Linked DNA regions of Homo sapiens: region 2 is linked to region 1. The links are chromatin loops, found by intact Hi-C in ENCODE. Cell type or tissue: IMR-90. All regions are shown on one strand. Each heading gives the region's core, and the rest is flanking DNA. Links, peaks and the distances in the headings are about the cores only.

The links. Peaks named below come from ENCODE experiments on the same cell type or tissue, not always from the same donor. Only the 100,000 strongest peaks of a DNase experiment are listed, where the experiment ranks them.
Region 2: it touches region 1 in a loop (2.8-fold over the local background); 31 of 110 quality-filtered maps call a loop at or near these places.

Annotation. Positions count from the first base shown.
Region 1 is chr6:81,889,293-81,900,311 of GRCh38, forward strand. The region is part of intron 3 of LINC02542 (long intergenic non-protein coding RNA 2542); the gene reads right to left. Among named protein-coding and RNA genes, the nearest start is that of LINC01526, 81 kb to the left of the region's middle. In IMR-90, for the core only: no CTCF peak of the experiment used is centred there; DNase peaks (open chromatin) are centred at 5,219 and 6,339; H3K4me3 peaks cover 431 bases; H3K27ac peaks cover 1,377 bases.
Region 2 is chr6:81,761,705-81,772,723 of GRCh38, forward strand. LOC105377873 (a long non-coding RNA gene) reads right to left here and starts at 6,711. Exons shown (of 3, transcript XR_942729.3): 1 at 6,576-6,711; 2 at 5,893-6,023; 3 at 1-2,853. LOC124900219 (small nucleolar RNA SNORA70) reads left to right here and starts at 2,320; the gene lies at 2,320-2,452. In IMR-90, for the core only: no CTCF peak of the experiment used is centred there; DNase peaks (open chromatin) are centred at 4,887 and 5,227; H3K27ac peaks cover 474 bases.

The DNA.
Region 1 (11,019 bases), core at 1,871-9,870:
GTTCAAGGGCAGGAAGCATCCAGCATGGGAAAAAGGTGAAGCCTAGAAGACTCAGCAAGTCTGCTAATTCCACCTTCTGCCTGTTTTTTCTAGCCACACTGGCAGCTGAGGGGATGGCGCCCACCCAGATTAAGGGTGGGTCTGCCTCTCCCAGTCCACTGACTCAAATGTTAATCTCCTCTAGCAACACCCTGGAAGACATACCCAAAAACAATACTTTGCATTCTTCAGTCCAATCAAGTTGACACTTAATATTAACCATCACACTGAGTTAAGGATTTTCAACTCTTTATTATCAGAGAGAGCTTGCCACAACAGGACTTCGGGTTCAGAAACATTCCTCTGGATTCCGTGTAGCAAAAGGTTTGCAAAAGAGTCAGATGGGAAACAGGGAGTGAGAAGTGGTTGAAAGAGAGATCACTAACCAAGGACAAATATCGGGGTTGAATTGATATGAGAAGTGCACATCCTAAGGACTGAAAGTTTTAAGTAGTGATAGTTGGAGAGACTAGTATGTTGTCAACAAAGAGGAACATGGATTTTGCTCTGCTCGGCAAGGGCCCAACTAATTTTAGGGAACCTGAATGTGCAATTGACTAAGTTAACAAATCCTATAAAACTATCCAGCAATGCAAAGTGACCTGGGAAGATTAAGGCCTTGAGCATGTCCTGGGGCTGGAGATTAGTTAGACAGAATGAACATTTACGAATCCTCATAAATAAATAATTATATTGGAGCTGCCCATCTTAAACTTCCTTCATCCAAAGATGAATTATGTAATAGCTTGACCTGGAATAAAGGTCAAAAGCTGATTTTAAGGGAAGAAGAGTGGCAGAGTAGAGCTAGACAGATCAGAGATCTAGGAAAGAAACAAAAGTAAACAAACATTTCAGAATACTGACCATCAGAGGTTGGTCACTGTTAGTCTTGAACACATAGAAGATCCTATAATATAAATTGAGATACCTAGAAATATCATAAAAATATGAAACATGATAATGCTGGAAGACTGTCTGTTTTGTTCACAGATCTATCTCTAGAGCAGTGGTGGTGCCCAGCAGATTTAAATAAATATCTGTTAAATTAATGATTGAATTTATTTGTAATATTTGACAGAAACATCTAGATGAAGGAACAAAATTACTGTAAAAAAAATCCAGAGGAAAAACTTATTTCTTTAGCTTTAATTTTCAAAAGTAATGTAAGGAACTTGCTTAGAAATGAAGGTCTGGTACAGGGAAAGGGTCCAAAAGGAAAAGACTTTTTGTAATAGTAATACACAGAATGTGAATAGCATTGCACAGCCCACAGTTTATCGACACATCTTCCCTGGTCTGTTACGTCAATGCACAGAACTGAGTATATTTAATTTGAAAGGCACAGAACAAACCAGAATATCTTCCTCTACAGCATAATGTGTGTCATACAGACTTTGGCTTTAATCCTTAGCTTTGTATTTGAGCATACGAGGCCTGTTAGGAGACATTTGACCACACACGGTCAAACAATAGCTTAACCGTTTCAATACTATCCAAATATTAGTATCAACATAATAGTAATCTGCATTTCTTTAACCCATTACATTTACAAATATTCTTCATTTCTGTTAACTCATTTGCTGGATGGAATAACTCACTCTATATAGGCAAGACAGAGATACTTCACAGATGAGTAACTGAATTGCAGGGAGCTGACAGGATTTACTGTGACCACCTGATTAGAGGCAGAGCTGGAACCAAAATTTAGTGTGCCCAACCCAAACCAGCATTCTTTCCAGTACCCCATACAGACACATCTCAAACCACAGTTGAGTCACATTTGAGAACATGGCTACAGCCCATGGTGCATAAGCTTTCAGTCTGGTGGTTTAAACGCCACTTGGCTTCAGTACAGAGCTTCAGCCTAATGACCTAGTGCCGAGTTTCAGAATGCATTGTGAAAATCTGGGTAAGAATCCTAAGACAAATGTTGCCCTCTTCCAGAACAGTAGGCACTGGCATCCCTCAGTGTGCATTTTGTTCAGGGAAAGTAATTGCTCTGAGGTCAAGACAGAGCATCTTAGCCATAGATTTCTACCAGCTTACTTTCATGGCACTGATTCTGGGTGAGATCACTGGGAGACACCAAGACACCAAGCAATTCAGCCTTTAGATGAACAACATAAAAAAAAAATGCAAGTAGCCACTCCAGAATCACTTTATAAGGGACTTTAAAGAATACTATGAAACAAAAATAAATCCATTGCTCCATCTTTTTGTTACGTATTTCAGAAAATGAATTTGATGTGGTTTTATGAAGGAAAGCACACTTTACCTGACATCAGAAAGTTTGCTTTTTTGTCCCTCTATGCCAGCTGTGAGACTTTGATCAAGCCACCTGCTTCTCCTGAGCTTCAGTTTTCTTATAAATTTTTTTTAAAAAAAGATCTTTTTCAATTCTATAATATCATCATTTGGGTATTTTAAATAGTACTGAGTTTCGATTGAGATATATTTTAAAACTTGAACCCTGAAAATATCTAAAACAAAAAATAAATTATAGAAACATTGAATCATGTTAATATCTGTCAAAACTGAAGGATAGTAGAAATATGTTTGGAGCTAACGAATTTTCATATATTTTTTTGTTTCCACTCTGAGGTTTCTTGAGTCCTTATTCATTTGCCCAAGAAAGCTTAATTTAGAATTGGCCTGACTCCGAGTCTTTAGGATTGGTTAGGATAGTCCTAAGTGCTACTTAAATGCCACCTTCTATTTCCTGGGCAAGAGTGCCCGGGCTGGCACAACCCCACAGCCCAGCAGGGCAGCAGTGGTTGTGGTAGGCGCTGCAGAGGGGTTGCTGTTTCAGCCCCTGAAATTAGTGCCTAGAGAGCTGGAAATTCCAGTAGTCTCTGATCAGAAGGTCCGGAACTGGAAATAACAGGAGTGAGAAGTTCATAAAAGAGAAGGCTACAATCCCAAGGGAAATTTGCACAAGAGCCCACCACTGCACACCACTTTCAGCAGAAAAGAATTCAACGCCACTCCTCCCTGGCTTTCTACCTTCAGACCTGTCTTCTCCTGGCTAATATTAGTATTAAATAACGTGGCACCTGTGTCTAGATCTACTCAGTGAGAACAACAAGGTCCTCACCCCACCCTGCCTGCTTCTCTTCAATCCTCCTATTTCCTCTTCCTTACCTTCTTTCTGTTTTTTGTCACCTATTCTTCTTTCTGACTGTAATTCCTCTACCCTAGCAACTTCTCACATGGTTTTTGAAATGTCAGGCAGGGCATAAACAACAAACAACATGGCCATACTGAATCTTTAGTGTCCACATTGCCAGAGTAGGGAATATGAATTTTTATAGCAGTTGTTAGTGTCCCACTCCCAAATAAGACTCCAGATACATCCTATACCTGAGCAGGTAGAGGAGCCAGGTAGAGAGGTTCAACCTTTTATAAGCCCCATGAGACTTCTCTCCAGGCTCCAACCTCTCATTGAATGAAAATTAAATGACTTTTAAAAGTATAATTTTCAAATTTAAAAAAGAGAATATATGACTCATGGTATCTAATACATGTCAGTACCAATAGTCAGTTTTTCAAGTACCTTTTCTTTTTGGAAGTCAGATAAATATAAATCTCTAAATTGATATTAAAAACTGACATACCACCAACTGTGTCTGGAAACTAGCAGCTAGTGATTCCTGATAATGAGGCCAGAAGCTGGTATCAATACGGCAATGTGGGAGACACTGCAAGTCTGATTGCTCAGCCATTTAACTGACGAATAAGAGGAAGACCTCAAGTTATCTACACCAAGATAAAGAGCTTGGGGAGAAGATTAACCAGAGTCAGTGCTTGAGAAAAGGAACATCAGTTAACTGAGCTTCTTAACTGTTTTGAGAATGTTGCTACTAAGCAAAAAACAGTGACAGGCACGGTAGATACATTCTTACCAGTCTTCAAGCAGTGCCTCTACCTTCATAAAGTAGGATAATCTATAATGATTTAAATGGTAATAAGAAACTAGGTAAATATTTTAGAGTCCCCAGTCATACATCTTATACTCCAGCCATATCAAATGTCTTACTTTCTTTAAACCAGCCTAGCCTATTTATGGCCACTAAGGGTTTGAATGCTGTTACCTTCCCTATCTGAAATGTCTTCTCCTCTCCAGGGTATGGAGCACTGTTACCCAGTCTTCAAAACCAGCTCAAAAAAAAATTTTTTTTTTCTAGAAGATATCCCTTAGCCAAGTTAGGAATTTTTTCATGGGGGAGGAGGTGTCTCACAAAATTGATTTCTTTCCTCTTAGAGAATTCATCACATTATATCATAACTAAGTGAGCACATGTCACCTCTCCCCATTCCCACCACTTACCTCCCCCCAGAACTTAAGTTTAACTGGGGCAGGAGCCGTGTCTTAGTTCTCTGTTTGTCCCTAGAATAGGTCTGAAAGGTAGTAAGCTCTCAATAGGTATTGAAGAATGAGTTGAGAACGCAGCTGAAGGCAGGTTAGTGATGGGATTGGAGACAGCAGAGGTCCTGTTGGTAAATTCACCAAAGTTCATAGAGCAGGAAGGCCTTAGGAAAGCTCTCATCTCTTCACAGCATATTAAGTGATACCTAAGATATAAGTAAGCTGTATGTTTGTGGCTGTGAAGTTTTGAAGACTATTGTATTCAGCATAATGGAAAGAACTTTCTATAATTTCTTAGAAAAACAAAGGCAAGGAAACAATTCCTGAACAAACTAACAAAAAGAAACAAGTTTACTGTGTGAAGTCTCAGATAAGAATGAATCTCCATCAGTGGATTCTGGGTGAATTTAAACTTCCAAGTTTCCAACATACAGGAATAAAATATTTAGAAGACAGAAAAAGTTATAACTGTAAAATGGAGTAGTGATAAGTACCTCACAAACATGAAAGAATTATAATCTCTATTTTCTGTCTTTTTAAAGAAAGTGTGCATATGCCTCTATCTTGTATAATTAAAATCTCTATTTTCTGTCTTTTTAAAGAAAGTGTGCATATGCCTCTACCTTGTATAATTAATGTAATGATATGAAAAGCTACCACTTCTAACTTCTCGTAGTTGACAAGATGAGGAGGCATCCAGAGGGCTGGAAAAAGCTCATGGTTACCTCACAGATTCTGGGAACAGAGCTCTCTAATCTGTATGACTTCACACACATTGGACTTGAGTCTGAAGAGAAGCCCAAGATAATTTCACAAGAGATGAAATTTCGAATTTTTTTCAGAAGGGAAAGTAAAACATCATCCATGTCTGGCAAGAATGCTGAGGCAGATACAGCATGTGTTTATGAACACGGGAATGATGACTTACGCATGTTTGGAGAAAGAAGAAGTATATTTATTTTTCTTTGCAATCATCTCTATGTATTTTTGAGGTACAGGAACACACATTTGAGAGCCCTGACACAGAAGGGCAGAAAAAAAAGGAAAAAAAGAAAAGAAAAAAGAAAGACAAGACAAGACATCAAAAGGAAAGCAAAACTATACCATGTTGTCCTTGGAGGTGTAAGATGAGAGAATCTGAATGTGAAGAGACCAGTGGACTGAGTTACCCACTGGGAGACATGGGCTTTGCACTCTGTCTGGTTTAGTCATTCTAACTAGTACTGAGGCAGACAGAACTGGAGAGGAAAGACGGCAGGCCTTATATTCATAAACCCACTCTGGGAAGACAGCTGCAAAGGCTGCTGGTTCATCAGAGGACACAGTAAGAGCAGGTTTGGCAGAAGTGGCATTTGTGCTGCTGACAGTTCTGCTGTGCTCTGTGCTTTGCAAGGCTCCGAGGGACGCAGGACAAAAGGGCATTGATGATCTCTTGGCATAGTGTGAATGACAGAAAGTTGCGTGTGGGGCCAACAGGCGGATAGAATGAATGGCATCATTTAGAGCCAGAAGTCAAGCAGAAGGGATAGGGCGGGAACATTTTCATTTCTGTGTTCCATCCACACAGTCCCTAGAATTGTTCCCAACACACTTGGGAACTCGGTCAATATTAATTAGGAAGAAGGCAGAAACATACTTAGAAGCATGAAGTATCATTGAAAAAGACTGAATGTAGGCAGCAAGAGATGGAAAAAAACTTGACAAGGTATACTTACTTTGAAAGTTGGGGTCAAATCCTTAAGCTTTCAACTCATTTGCAAAGCAGAAGCTGAGATTCTTGAATAAATTCTCTGTTTTAAAACCTTAAACAGACAGGATTGAGTCAGTGGCTTCAGCAAGTAACATATTTTCTTTGCTTGTTTGTTTTCTAAAGGAAGAAAAGATAAGGTCCCGAACTTCAGACATTGCTGAAATTCTGTTATTAGTGAATCAGGGGCTTGAAAGGCAAGAAGCTCATTAGTGGCTTCTGTGGAGAAGTCTGGGGCACTCCATGCTAGAAGGAAATGGAAAAGCTGCCAGTTAACAGCAGGAACATCTAAATCATCACACTTAGGAGGAGAACTGGAAAAACAAGACAGTATTTTACCCTCCACAGAAAAATAATAGGGAAAGAAAGCCTTCATTGAGTATATATACGAAATGTCTTAAGTCAGGCTGCTAAATAAACAGCTGCTGTTGATGAAGGCAAGAAGATAAACAGGCATTCTTAATGGCCAGAAGGTTAGAGAGCATCAGCTGTGGGGTAGAGGGCACTTGCCATTCCTGATCACCAAGTCAAACATACCTCAGGCAATACTGACTCAGAAACCAGCATCTGGTTGCCCCTCATTCTGTGGCAAATACTAGGTTCAGTCTATTACAATATCTCATAGCTTGGTGGCCTGGGTCATATCAACCAACCAACTAATATTTTTAAACATTGACCATATGCAAAATACTATGCTCATCACTGCCGGGAGTGTCACGGGGGGGGTGGGGTGGGCGTGGGGCGGGAAGGGGATCACTGATTCATCTTTCCTTTTTTTTTTTTTTTGAGATGGAGTCTCACTCTCTCACTCAGGCTGGAGTGCACTGGCATGATCTCAGCCTCACTGCAACCTCTGCCTCCTGGGTTCAAGCAATTCTCTGCCTCAGCCTCCCAAGTAGCTGGGATTACAGGAGCCTGCCACCACACGAGGCTAATTTTTGTATTTTTAGTAGAGACAGGGTTTCACCACCTTGGCCAGACTGGTCTTGAACTCCAAACCTCATGATCCACCTGCCTCAGCCTCCCAAAGTGCTGGGACCACAGGCGTGAGCCACTGCGCCTGGCCGCATCCTTCCTTTTAAAGCATGTCCCATGTACTTGCAGAAACAGGATCTAAACACAAAAAAGCATACAAGCATTGTGGTTCCCAGAATAGCATCGAATGGCCAAATGATAATAAATATTCCAGGGGTTGAAAGGAGGGCAAGATTGCCAGGATATGAGGTGTTTAATTGAACTGTTCAGAGACCAAAGTACATTTAGGCTGAAAGATTGTCAAGAAAGAAATGCAGTCCAAAGCTTTTCAAAAATGAGAAAATTGAAGGTACCTGAGAAATGTCCATGGTATTACAGTGACTAATAGTTCCTCAGAGGAACTTAGTATTTGAATCACAGTTGCACCATGTATTTCTGGAAAGTTATTTAACCTCTCTGCACTCAGCTCATGAATAAAAGAGGAATAATGATAATAATCCGCACAAACTATTGTGAGAATTGAATCCAATCATTAGCCAACCATGACGTTCTCTCCCTCAGATCCAGACTGAGCCTCAGACCCTTCTCAATACAGAGCCCCAGGCAGCCTCAGCCATTCCTAATTGAATAGAATTTCCAGTGAGATTCAACATACAAACAATATTTAAACAACAATAAATAAACATTGATTTTTCAATAAATCAAGGGGATTTTTACTGCTATTGATGACAAATTCTGTAGACAAATTAAAAGCCACTATTTTTTTAAGTTGTAATCTAACTCCTTTCAGGAACCTAAATTATTTCTTGGTTTGATTCACAGCTTCCAAGTCTCACTAGATCATCGCCATTAGTTGAAACCAATTACACAGGAGGTCTCCACCGTGCCTGACTGTTCTCATAGCGGCTGCTTCAAAATAAAATGTATATTTTCATTTTTAGGTATGACAGGCAGCAGTCTGGTTTAATATTATGAGGTGGCATGTCATGAGGTGGAAGCTGAGCTTGCTTGCCCCACTTCAGTATTTCTTCCAGACAAGGAGGCTGAGATCAATTATAGTCATATACACACCCCGCTGCTGTAGATGCTCCCCCCAACCATGTGGCTGTTTTTCATTTAATGGGCAAAGTAAATCTAAGAGCCACCAAATGTTAAATGTGAGAAGAGATCTTAGAAGTGATTTAGCTCACTCTCCCACCTAACATACAGTTAGTTCCCTGTCACTGAAGACCATGGGCTGAGGCAAGTCAGAAGTTCCCCAGCACCTTCATTCAGCAAGACCAAATTAAAGGCATATTAGTCACATGCAGAAAAGTTGAAGCAGCTGGAGCAGTGGCACCTGGGAAGGAAAGAGAACCCACCTATTCTGTAATCTTCCCTAGCAAGGCCATCAACTGCTTGCTTAAGTCAGTGCAATATTACATTTGTGTCCAATATTGTAGAACTTGGAGAGGCAGGGCTAAAGAAACCCTAATTCTGATAGATCAACAATATCCTACGGAAAAGGAAGGAGAAATGTAAAAACGGTTGAGACTAAACATCCCTGCCTTACATAGTTCAAAGGGCATGTTTGTGGTTTAGGAACAGCCAACTCCAGAAATGGGAAGTTGTTGGGATGAAAGCCAGCGTGGAGATGGCTCCCTCTAGACTGTTTAATGGGAAGATTATGTGGTGTGTCCAGCTTCATAATGGAGGGAATCTAAGGGGCTTGTCGATGAAGTGCTGATTGAAGTACTCACCTGCACACCATTATTTATCTCCTTTGATTTGCCAAAGTATAAATAATCAAAATGATACATAAATTTAATTGCTGGTGTTGTGTAGTTATTTTTGAGGAACAGCCACAAATCTGAGATCTGGTATTTAACAAACAACTCAGGCTACCTACTCAGACTAAACACATAGTGTGTTTTCCAGGCTGTAATTTTATAAAAACAAAATGTCTTTAGAGAGAGAACAAGCTAGTACTATTACTTTAAAAATCACTTTAGGAAAAGTTTCCTTACTAAACTAAAATAAAACATAGACAATGTAATCCATTTTTCTGCCTGGTCCTGATCCACCCTGTTATGCCTTGTTATTACCTTCATTTCATTGACATCCCACACAAATGTCTTCTCTCTGACAGGCTCAGGGAGCAGATAAAATCATCTCTCTTATGGTGGGGCTTTGTTTCTCTAAGAGCAGAAGTTTGTAGACATTTCAGTTCTGGACCTTTTCATACCCTTAAAAATTACTCAGACTCTACAGACCTTTTGTTATGTGTATTTTGTCTGTTGATGTTTACTGTGGTGAAAATTAAACATTTTTATAAAACTAATGTCACCAAAACAAGATTTAGTAAAAAGGGTGACATTATGTCATATGTTTGCACATCTCTTTATTGTCTGGATTAACAGAAGAGAACTGGGTTCTCATATCTACATCTGCATTTCATCTGTTAGGATGTGTTGTTCTAGTTGAAGTACACTATGTAAAGAACATCTAGCCTCACACAGATATGTAGAAAGAAAAGGGAAAACTATTCTAATAATCTTTTTAGAGAATTATAGATATTCATTCTACCCAAACTCAACAAGTAGTAATTTCTTAAAGATTAGTTGCAATGAGGCATCTGAAACATTACCAACAAACTTTTTGTACTCTATTACACTAAAATCCATTGGTCTATCTTGTATTTTTAAGTGAATCTTTTATCCATGTATGATTTTTATAAGATCATTTTATAAGGTCATTGACATTTGTAATTATACAATATCCAAAAATCACATAGATCTGTGAGGTCACAATCTCATAGAAAAGTCTTAAAGTATTAGGAAGCTTTCAAGCTTATGGTGGTGGACAGAAGTGTATTTTTTCTGTGAGTATTTGGTGGCAAAGACTACAACTGACTACTTGTATAATTTGGAGCCACTGCCTTGATTTGTGCTAAGGCAATGGGAGTTTCATTCACCATAGCTTTTGCCCTATTAGTGCAAATGTAACAAAGGGAAAAATGCAAATAATGTCTTAGTATTGTTATGAAAATAGTTTTAATCTCAAAGACAGACTGGAAACTTCTCAGGGACCCACAGGGGTCCAGGGAACATAGTTAGAGAATTACTGTGTTGGAATTTTTCAACAAATTTTGCAAGCCAAAATAATTAAGTATAAAAAGGAAGAATATCCAAATGGGTAAGAGCCATTAATTTTTTTTCATAAGTACTTTATTATAAAGTCAATAAAAATATCAAAATACAGGAATGCTATGTTCTCAAAATAGAGACCTGCTCCCTTTGACCCATAATTTTTGTCCATAATTCTTGATTACTTGCATTTCTCTGTGCCTCAGATCTTCCAACTGTAAAATGGAAATGATAAAAGCACCTTCACACATTTCTTTTTTTTTTTTCACAATTACAAACTCTTTATTGAGGACATCTGTGAATCATGAGTGTGAAGTTATTTATGATAGTTTTCTGTGATAAAAATATAACCGCACTTTTCCTTCTTATATATTCTGACATCAAAATGCCCTTTAATAGTTTCTTCCTGAAAGATTTTTTAAAATAAACTTAATACTGACAAGGCAAAATTTGAAATGAAATGTGAAGATCCTTAAAATTAACACCTGCTGCATTTTTATCTACAGAAAAAAGGACAAGGATAACATTTGTCCCTTGTACAATATGATTGACTAAATCAGAATGATGAAAGTTACGGCGAAAAAGGTTGTGAATTTATTATCCAGCTTAAGATTTTAATGACAAAATGACATAAAATATTACTTTTGATGTGCCTTGACATTTTCCTTTATTAGAAAATATTTTCAAATAGCTAAGTAACAGCACCATTAGCAAAAATATTGAATTTTGCAGAATATTACTCTCAGTGTCACCTGGCATGGGATGAG
Region 2 (11,019 bases), core at 1,973-9,972, 130 kb before region 1:
AATACGTGTCCTAAATCAAAAATAAAAGTATGTGGCCCGACAACTAATATGCTTATAAGGACAAAGGGGCAGTCTATTTGAAATCTCTTCACGTCTTCAGAAATCTGAGATGTATGGTGTTCTTCCATCCATTGTATAGAATTATGCTTCTTTCTTCAGTTCATTCCCATAAAAGCCTCCCTGACAGCAACATTTCTTATTGTCTATTGGCTATTAAGTTACAGCAGAAATTAAATATGGGGAATTCATTCAATATTCACACACCCACAGATATTCTTCCACTTAAAATTAAAGGCTTTTGCATACCTAGTTGAAAGCTGACCATAATGTTAATTTTGTAAAACTGAAATGTAAATTATTCTCCCTAAGCCTATGGACAAATGTAGTATCTCACTGAAAAACATTGTGGCCTTCTCAAACACAGAACCCTCCTGATGCCACTTTGTGTTTTTTAAAAATCAGTTTGGGCTAATAAATGCCCATAAAATATTTTAATATATTTAATTGCTCTAGGAAATTAAATTGAACTTTAATTACAATTAAGTAGAAGATATCAAATATAATGCCATTAGACCATGAGTTGGTTCAGCATCTGTGTTTGATTACATTACCCAAACACATGAAACAGTCAAGTTTCTAAGCTGGTCAACCCCTGCAGGCAGTGACCTGCTGTTTCTTGCCAGTTGAAGTCTGTTTCTGTGTTATTGCTCTTACTGTCAGTAGATGATCCTCACAGTTCCATAAATGCTATTTAACTCTCTATGGTTTCCTATATTTCTTATCTGCTTCATTGTTCTAGAAAAAGATATTCTTTAAAAAAAAAAAAGAAAGGAAGAGGAAGAAAAAGAATGAAAGAGACAGAGGCAGGCATTTGTTGCAGAACTTCACAAACTATGACTAGTCAGGATTTAGGTAATAGTTCAAACCCAAGCCCCAAAATAGCCAGTTCATTTTGTTTATAATAAATTGCAAATCAAAGCAACCTGGTCTGAGGAAGAAAATGGCTTTGTTCCAATGATCTAGAGGCACTAGAGATCAGCTGTCCATGATCCTTTAACCTACGGCAAGGCCATCTTAGTTAAGGCCACATCTTCCTCATTATTTGTTTCTTGGGAAAAGTCAGTGGCTGACGTGGAAACAGCTGAGTGCGTTATTCTAAAATTAAGTGATTAAATCACGAGGCTGAGAATAGGATGCAGGAAACCTGGGGATGGATTTTTTTTCTCATTCTTGAAATTGATTCTTGCTATGAGAACTTATAACAATTAGTCCCATTAAAAGCAGCCCATACTTAATTTCAAGTGGCCACAGTAAACTCTTCAAGGTTGAGACTTGGAGGAAAAAAAAGTAAAAATACTTAGCACAAATCATTACTGAGGAATTAAAAGGAATCAGAAAGATGGGAATCATTGGGAACAGCACTCACAGTACATGTTAGAGCTTTGAAGAAACACTCCCCTAGTGCTTAGCTGAGAAGGGATAAGCCCAAGATTGTGACAGAAGGCCAGGCTGGAAAAACAGAATGGCCGGTATTAGATGAATGTAAATATGTAAATATGCCTTAGAGTATGCCTTAGAGCATGCTAAATGTGCCTTGAAACATGTAAAGTATGCCTTAGAGAATGCCTGGTCCTTTGTAGGCACTCAGGCCAGCTAACTCATCTGCAGGAGCTGGATAGAATGTAATGCTTAGGCATGGAGACCAGCAAAGGCAGAAGAAGGGGCAAAACCCAGGTTGCTCTCCTTCTAGGCATCAGGCCCATGGGAGTTCAAAGATGTTCTCAATCTTACACTGTGGGAGTTATCTCTCAGGGCATCCAGTTTGAGCCTAAGGCAAATTTGGCTGATTCCAAGTTCTACCTGAACTCAAAAACAACTATTATAATATATCCTGCATCTCCATCCTGCAACTGGTGGCTAGTGAGGAGTGATACCATGTGAAAATATCTGTTTGTAGATTTGGAACTGCTGCGGCAGAAATAGGGACTTTTAGTCTCTAGGACAAAGAAGCTTGCAGGTCCCCTTCAACAGTACTGCCCTTGTACAAAGCCAGAAAATTATCTGTGATCTTTATAGCACAGGAAGGACCTCCAAGCTAGAGAAGGGATGGTTCAAGGATGGAAACATCTTTCTTATTAAAACACCACATAAAATTCTGTGAGTTCTGAATCAAGAAAGAACCTCCAGCTGGTGGGAGCTGACCCCACCAGCAACCTCTGACTCTTTTCTATGAACACTGCCTTTCTCTAGAGTTCTGTCACTCTGATTACCACTGTCACCCCGAATTCTGGAACTCAGCAGACTTTTAAAATTATTCATCTGCAGTCAATTAAGCCAGCTGTACTCCTTTCCTCACAGGGGCTCGGTGTAATGGCTGCAAACAACAGCCTCCTTTGTTGTATACACAGCTTGTTTCTTGTATGGGTTGCTCTAAAGAACATAGGAGACAGCCGTTTCCAATGTATGTTTATGCCTCTGACCTTTGACCTTGCACTGTTCCCATTGTAGGCTCCAGACAGGTGTGCAGGGTATCTCTAGAAAGCCCCAGGGTACCATGGCCAGAATTTACATTGGTAAGTCATCATGTCCATCCATACCAAGGTGCAGAACAAGGAGCATGTGACTGAGTCCCTACACAGGGCCAAGTTCAAGTTGCTTGGCCACATCACAAAGAAATGGGGCTCTATCAAGTTTAATGCAGATGAATCTGAAGACATGGTAGTTGAGAAGTGTCTTATCTCAGATGGCTGTGGGGTCAAATGCATCCCCAGTCATGGCTCCGCAACAAGTGTCAGGCCTTGCACTCAGGAAGGCTTCCACTGTTCTGCTGTCTCTTAGGCTCACCAATACTTTCTGACAAAGAAAAAAAAATGTTAGCATATGTTTAACCAAACCCTTTCTTTCCTTCATCCTTCTTATCAAAGTAGAGGCATGTAGAATTTTCCAAATTAATGTAATTCGGTATTACACAAAAATGAAAAGGCAGGCATTACAGGCAAGCTACATTGCGTAAAGTCACAATTCCAAAGTTTTAAGTCCTTGATCCTAAGATGAACATATCCAGCCCTAAAAGACTTCACTATCTCTTGCTGTGAGTCCTCCACCCACCCCCATCCTGCCTGTTATTTGGTCAGTTTTCTAGCTGTCATATTTTCTTTCCATCTTTCCAAGTGTGGTAAGTGTTCAAACAATGGGTTGAAATAAAAAATAAGAAGGAATGATCCACTGTAACTGGGATGGTTAAAAAAGGTGTCTTTGTAGAGAAAAGACCAGACTAAAGAGTAAACACCAGCCAGTCATGAGAAGTTGAGAAAAGAGTGTTCCTGGCAGAGGGAGCAACTTGTACCTGGGCAGGCAAGAATCTCTTGTACTGGAGGAACTCAAATGTGTTCTATGGAACCAGAGCATGCAGAGGAAGGGAGAGATGGCATGAGATTAGGCTGAACAGAATGTCAAAGTTCAGATCATGTAGGTTGTGGTGAGGAGTTTGAAAGATTTTAGATTTTTTGTGTAAGTGTTAGAAGCTATTGAAGGCTTTGAGCAGGAGAGTTGCATGACTGGATTTATCTTTTGAGATCCTTTTTGCTGCTGTATGGGGAATTCATGAGGGAAAAATAGAAGAGAAATGGGTTAATAGACTGCTGCAGATATCTGGGCAAATGATGATACTATCTTAGATTACTGCTATTCAAACTGTAGGTCACAACCCATCAGGGTTATATAGTCATTTTAGTGTTTTTTTTTGTGTAATGTAAGATATAATTACCTTTCTTAGAAAATATCATCTTTTTTTTTTTTTTAAATTTTAAAGCTGGGTGTCCTGGGGGAGACATCACATGTCAGCAGGTTCCGTGATGTCCCCTGAGCTGAAAAACCAGCAAGTTTTTATTAGGGATTTTCAAAAGGGGAGGGAGTGTATGAATAGGGTGTGGGTCACAGAGATCACATGCTTCACAAGGTAATAGAATATCACAAGGCAAATGTAGGCAGGGCGAGATCACAGGACCACAGGACCAGGGCGAAATTAAAATTGCTAATGAAGTTTCGGGCTCCAGTACATATAAAGAGACTTATTAAGAAAAGATCATCTTAATAAGTCTCTTTATATGTACTGGAGCACATTGGATTTAAAATTTTGGGATATGCTTTTAACCCGATGAGAAAATAGGTTAATAATAAATTGTCACTGAAAATCAGAAATGTGACTTGGAAAGAAAAGGTACATGTCATGGGCAATTACAGATGCAGAAATCCTTTAATTATAAAGCATGCCCTTACCTGAGGAACTTTATACTATGCTGACATGAGGCTACATCTAATAATAAGCCTTTTCATTTTACACACACAAACACACACCCACGATCTATGAACATGTTAAGACCCATATGTTCAAACAACCCATTTACAAATTGCTAGATGGGACCAGCATGAGCGCCTTACTCCCTTCACCAAATGAAGAAAGCAATTTTGTTATTTCATCACCTTTCTTCTTCCTGGAGTCCTGACAGCATCAGTTATAACAGCATGCCTCTTTTCCCTCATTTTATCAAACACCAGTCTTGCATTTGAGTAGGTGACAAACAAAGATGGCAGCTGTATTTTCCTAGTAGAATCTTAGAGCTCTTCAGAGTCACAAGAATGAGCCTCTAATGGCAGAAAATTAAATCCTAGAGGAAATAACACTAATGGCTACTTAAGATATCTTCCCCCATTGCTTCTCAATCCAGACCACTTAGGTAACTGCATATGTTGTTGTCCATGCATTTTGATAGAGCCATCCAGAGAACCACTCCTGACCTGAGTAGTTGTGCTGCTGACTCTACTGTAAAGCCATTCCTGTGCCAGATGAACCACAGAATTTCAGCAAGTAAGGAGCTAAAGACAGGGGAGCGTTGTAATCTTCAATCTGTTTCTTCATTCTCAAACCTCACAATGTTGGCTCTTTCTGCAGAATTTCAGTTTGTGTTTTATTCACTGAGGAAGTCTGGTACGTAGAAAAGCTTCCTCTTAGCATAGATAAGGCTAACAGGCTAACAGTTATTTGGGTAAGTAGGATTAATTATCAGGAAGCTGTTGATAGTTAATGGCTGACCTGTAAAAACCTGGTTAGAATGAGGTCAGCTAAAATAATAGGGTCTATTTTAAGTTTGGGTCATATAAGACGTCATTAAGGATCACATTATTTCAGCAAAGAAAATATTGCAGAGAGTTATCCTTTTAAAAGAAAATAGCCTTTCTGCTGGAAAGCTTCCAAACCACACCATTGCAAAACCTAAACACTTCAAACCATTGAATGCTAATGTTTAACTGCCTAGCTCTAGTTGTCTTGCAAACCTTTTCCCCTTTGGTAATTGACTTTTTCTGCAATCCAGGTGTCGTTCGGTGTTTTATCCCAATTTTGTTTCTTATGCTGAAGAAAACATATTTTCATTGCCTAGGGGTTAATTTTTTGAACCCCACATAATGTAGAATATATTCTACTCTGTTGCTTGTGATTAAGAGTAGTAATCAGCATTTTACTAGAGTTGAGGAAAGCAGCAAAGGGAAGGGCTAGCCCAAGGCATAATTGGGAAATGCCTGAAATTTTAAAGCCTTTGCCTCATAATTTGTCATTTAACTATTTTTGTGCCTTAATCTCTTGTTCAGTCACTTAGAGCTGCATGACCCCCTCTAAGCTTCAGTTTCCTCCTGTTGCAGGATTGACTGCACACAGTGCAGTGTGCAGCACATTCCCTGAGGCATAGTAAATGTTCAGAAATTGGTAGGTTATCATCATCATCCTCATCAACATTCCTAAACCTCGGGACTAAGGGATATTTCATATTGACTTATGATGAAATTGTTTGTAAAACATTTGCTTTTAATTTTATTCTCAAAGACTAAAAAACTTACCAAGCCCAAAGGAATGTGCCTCTAGTTCTAGTATTTGAGGCCACCACAGGAGGTGGAGAAGAAATGTGGTAGCGAGTGCGGGAGTCTTCCCTCCTTTGTAGTGCTGACAGCTACCTGTTCATTAGACTGGCCTTGTTGAAAAAAAATGATAATATGAGTCAGGCATGGGGACCAAGACAACATGCGGGACCTGCCCTGCTTACACCAGAGCAAGAGAGCCCATGTCCTGGTCCAGTTCCAAAGCCACTCCCCTGGCAGAACACCTGTCTGGATTCTTCCTCCTCCCTCCTGTCACCAAGATTCAGTGAAGAGTCTAATTAGTTAGTGGATGTTTAAATGCTGTATTGGAGGGGCAGATATAAGATCTGTGGGATCTAAAGATTATATAATTATGGGGGAACTCTTTAAAAGAATACAAAATTATAAGTAATAGATATGTGTGAATATTTAGTTAAGATGAGAAATCACCACAAAGTATACATATAAACAGCTAACAAATACCACAAACATAAAAAATCCAGAAAAATATTTATTAATTAAATCCCTGATTCATCCTACACTTTTTTTCTACTTTTTTCTTCTTGATTGCATACTCTTTGATTGCACCCCTATGTATGGTAGAAGAGGATTTCTGACTTTTCTGACTTAACACAGCATTGATGAGATTCAAAACCTTTGCTTACAATTTTTTTGTTATGATGATTTGAAAAATGTTCAAGTCTTCTTTCTCTTCTACTGCCCACATACTTCTGGCACAGCACAGCATGCTCATATAGTATTACAACCACTGTGTCTTCATTCTGTGATTGCAGATGAGTGGGAAGAGGGTTTCTGAAAGTATTCCTGCACATGGACAGGTAGCAATAATAATTACTATACCTGAAAATGACTGCAAACCACATAAATCCATCTCCCTAAACCCAAATAGAGGGACTCCCAATTTAATTTCCCATTAGCCAAATCTCAAAAATGTCCACAGCTAGTCTGGGACTATCCAACATGAAAAGGCATGGAAAATAATTCATATGAAAAGAGATTGCAGTCTTTTTTTTTTTAGAAGGTCTCACTGTCACCAGGCTGGAGTACAGTGGTGTGATCATAGCTCACTGTAACCTTGAACTCCTGGGCTGAAGCAATTATACTCCTGCCTAAGCCTCCCAAGTAGCTGGGATAACAATTGTGAGCCACCACACTCAGCCTAAACTGCAGTCTTAATCGTGGCTAAAATGTTTTGCTCTTTCAAATATTAGAAAAGCATATGCCCAAGCAAGTGAGAGTCCCTGAAGATGTAAACTTCTTTCGCTTCACAGAAAATCTACCTCTGCACAGAGGAATTAGCCCCATAGGATCCTGAGGATGAAGGTGAGTTCCTGCCCTCCCATGCTTACAGAAAGAGCTATTTTAGGCAGAAGCACTGTATACTATAAGAACTTATATAACAAAAATAATATCAGCATTATTACTGAAGTCCATTTTGTCCAAGCATGAAGCAATCTCAGGCAGAAATCACAATATCAGGCTCTTTGGAGAATGGAGAAGAAACTGGAACTGTCCACATCTTGAACTATGAAGAACCTGGTTCTTTCCTGTCCCCTCCCTCAGCTCTGCCCAAAGTGACCTGAAGAAGCAATTGTCTTTAATCTTATCTAGTTCAATAATTTTAATTGATTCTCTGAATCCAAACTCTACTCTGTCACTAACTAGCTGTGTGAGCTGGGACAAATTAGCCTAAGCGTTTGTATTCTCATACATAAAATGGCAAAAATATTTTATTTGCATAACTGTGAAAAAGATTAAATGGATAGTGTATGTACATTACCTGGCACCTAGTAGATAACTAAGATATTGTAGCCATTTTATTATTGTTCACATTTCAAGTGATAACTATAAGGGAGGAACTAGAAAGGGAATATTGAACAGCCAGGACTCCAGATTACCAAACACAGCATGGAAGATCAAACTCCATAAATGCTAAAAGGGATTATTTCAGTTTCAACTTTTTTACTTGCTCCCAGAGCCCAATGGCAACACAATGAAAGTGGCCGTGGCAACATGACAGCCACAGTACTCTATGAACAGAGTGTATCAATAAACATGATGCTTTTAGGAGGCCACAAGAATTCCTGTCTGGCTCAGGTGTTCCTCCTGGTGTAGGATCTATCTCTGACGTTGCATGAGATTTGGGAAATTTTCTTGTCTCAGATTTTGATAGTTTGATATTTGAACAGAAAACAGCAAGTTGCCCCTGGTAATGGTTGCAAGTGACTGGCACTAAGCACCTGGCAGGTAGTAATGACTCTGTAAAAGATTTCTGAATTCATCTAAAGTGATCTGTCCTCAGAGGCCCTGTACACTGCTGCCTGGGCAAGGCACAGGCTCTGAGTAACCTGAGACATCAGGCAATTTGAGGCATCAGAGCATTGTCATTAGTATTGGCTCTGAAGTCAGATCAGGCCCGGCCCCAAATTCCAGCTCTAGCATTTACCATATTTACAACCTTGGGCAAGCTGCTTAAATCATCTGTGACTCAGTTCCTTCATTATAAAGCAAGGATAATAAAGTATCTACCTAATAAGGTTTTAGTGAGTATTAAATGAGGTAACATTTCTGAAGGGCTTTAGAACAGTGCCTAAAGCCCTTCATTGCAAGTGCTCAGTAATGGCTAGCTCTAATGTTAAAGGGGAAAGCTGGTAGGGATGTCCAGCAGGTGTTTGGTTATGTGGATCTGGCACTCAGAAAAAAAAGATAGTAATTAAAGCCACAGGTTTTATATTTTCTAGTTTTATTCCTTTCTTGTGGTGCCTGTAACAAGTTACCACAAACTTGGGTTGAAAATAACAGATTATTTTCTTACAGTTCTGGAGGCCAAAAGCCCAAAATCGGTATCATGGGGCCAAAATCATGGTGTTGGCAAGCACCCTCCCTCTGGAGATGTTAGGGGAGATTCCATTTCTTGCCTCTTCCAGTTTCTGGTGGCTGATGGCATTTCTTGAATCATGACAGCATTGTTGCAATCACTGCCTCTGTGGTTACATTGCCTTCTCCCCTCCTGTCTGTATCAAATCTCCCTCACTCTTCTTCTTATAAAGACACTGAATCATGGCATTCAGGGCCTACCTGGATAACCCAGGATAATGCAGAGTAATCCCTCCATCTGAAGAGCATTAACTTAATTACAAAGATGCCCACCCCAGCAAATAAACTAGCATCTATAGATTCCAAGGATTAGGATCTGATATCATTGGAAGCCACTTAATCAGTCTACTATACTAATTAATACACGATACTGCAAGACATAGGTGAAGATGAAATTATGTGAAGAGAAGACTAAATACAGAACACCGAACCATAAACACATAACAGGGAAGCAAAGAAGAGATACCACAGGGAAATGAGAAGGAAAGGGGGGCTAGAGGAGAAGATGAGGTGAAAGGGGGTTGTCTGAGACTTCAAGGACGTAGTTTCACAAAGGATGGCATCCTGGAAACACTTCAAAGAATCAAGGTAGGGGGCTGAGGAGGGATTATGGGGTTTGACTATTAAGAAGAACATCAGTAAATTTAGCCACAGTGAATGTATTGGCATGGGAGAAAGAGAGCAAATTGTGATAGATTGAGGATGGAGTCACTTACCTCTGTGATACACTTTGTACATAGGCATAGTTGTAAGAGGAAAATGGTGCAGACATTCATCTTGACAAGCCACCCTCTGAGACCTTACTCTCAACTGTGTTTTCTTTGGATTCCCAACAATAAAATCCCGTGAAAGGCCCTGAACTTGCCAAGGTGGACATGATCTATGATTAGAAGAGGAAGGCACTGCCTCCTTCCCATAGAAATATGTTTGCTCTCCAGCTCCTGAGAGAGGTCAATGAAAAAGTTATATTTATCTTCATGATTTACTCAGCCCACCCTCTCTCTCAAAGGTATTATTAATGCCTAGACTAGTCAAGTGGTGATGTTTCTAATCATTATACTCTTTTACCCTTTTTCAGTATCTTAAAAAAGGACTCTAAATATTGAAGTAGTTTACATTTTTTCTAATAGTGAAACATTATTAGTCACTCAAAAATTATTATAGAAAATAAACCATGTGCTAGAAAGTATATTAGAGATAATATGAAATTAAAATATTAATAGCTAATATTTAAGTATCTTGTATGGGACAGGCACTGATCTAAGTGCTTTGTATATCAATTTATTTCAAAAATTTGGTGACAGAGGAGGTACTAATATTACACTGTTATTATCATCCCAACTTTATAGAAGAGTGAACAGAGGTGCAAAGATAAGGGAAAAACACACAGCTAGGAATCAGGAAGCAAGGATTAACTCAGCAGTCACTCTCTGGGCCTATTCTAACCACTGTGGCATTCATTTTTACAGCATTTGCAAGAAGACATCTCTAACATACTCTTTTTAGGCAGAAGCATACAAATAAGCATTATTTTAAAGTGACTTGACAAAAACCAGTTTTTGCATTTAAAAAATCTTGTAATACTGGAAATATTTGTTACTCAGAACATATTGACTGAGTACCTAGTAATTTACTAGGCACTCTTCTAGAAACTGAACTTTCAAAAATGAACAAAATGGACACAAACTCCTGCCCTCATGTTCAAATAAGGCATCTCCATCTTTAAATGTCATGCAATAATAACACCACCACCATACTTGCAGAGCCAAGAAGAAGCCAACTCTTCCCTCACTGTATAAGAGAACAGCATTGAATCATTACAAGCAAAATTACAGCAGAAACTACTGTTACTGACTATTGACATCATGCTTCTGGGGGAATGCTGGCCTTAATACCTAGGTGGTGAGTTGACAGGTGTAGCAAACCACCATGGCACATGTTTACCTGTGTGACAAACCTGCATATCCTACATGTGTATCCTAGAATTTAAAGTAAAATAAAATAATAAAATAAAAATTTTAAAAAGAAATTACAGAAAAAAATGGAAAATCGTATATGGAGGATCTTTTTCTTGAAGCTCACTGACCTTTCGAGCATCTAAATCAATAATCCTGGTTCGAAGAAGCACTGTTTTCTTGATATTAAACAAAGTGTGTGACATTTCTGGGTCTGTTCCCTGAAAATGGTATTGCCTGAAAAAATACTAAAATT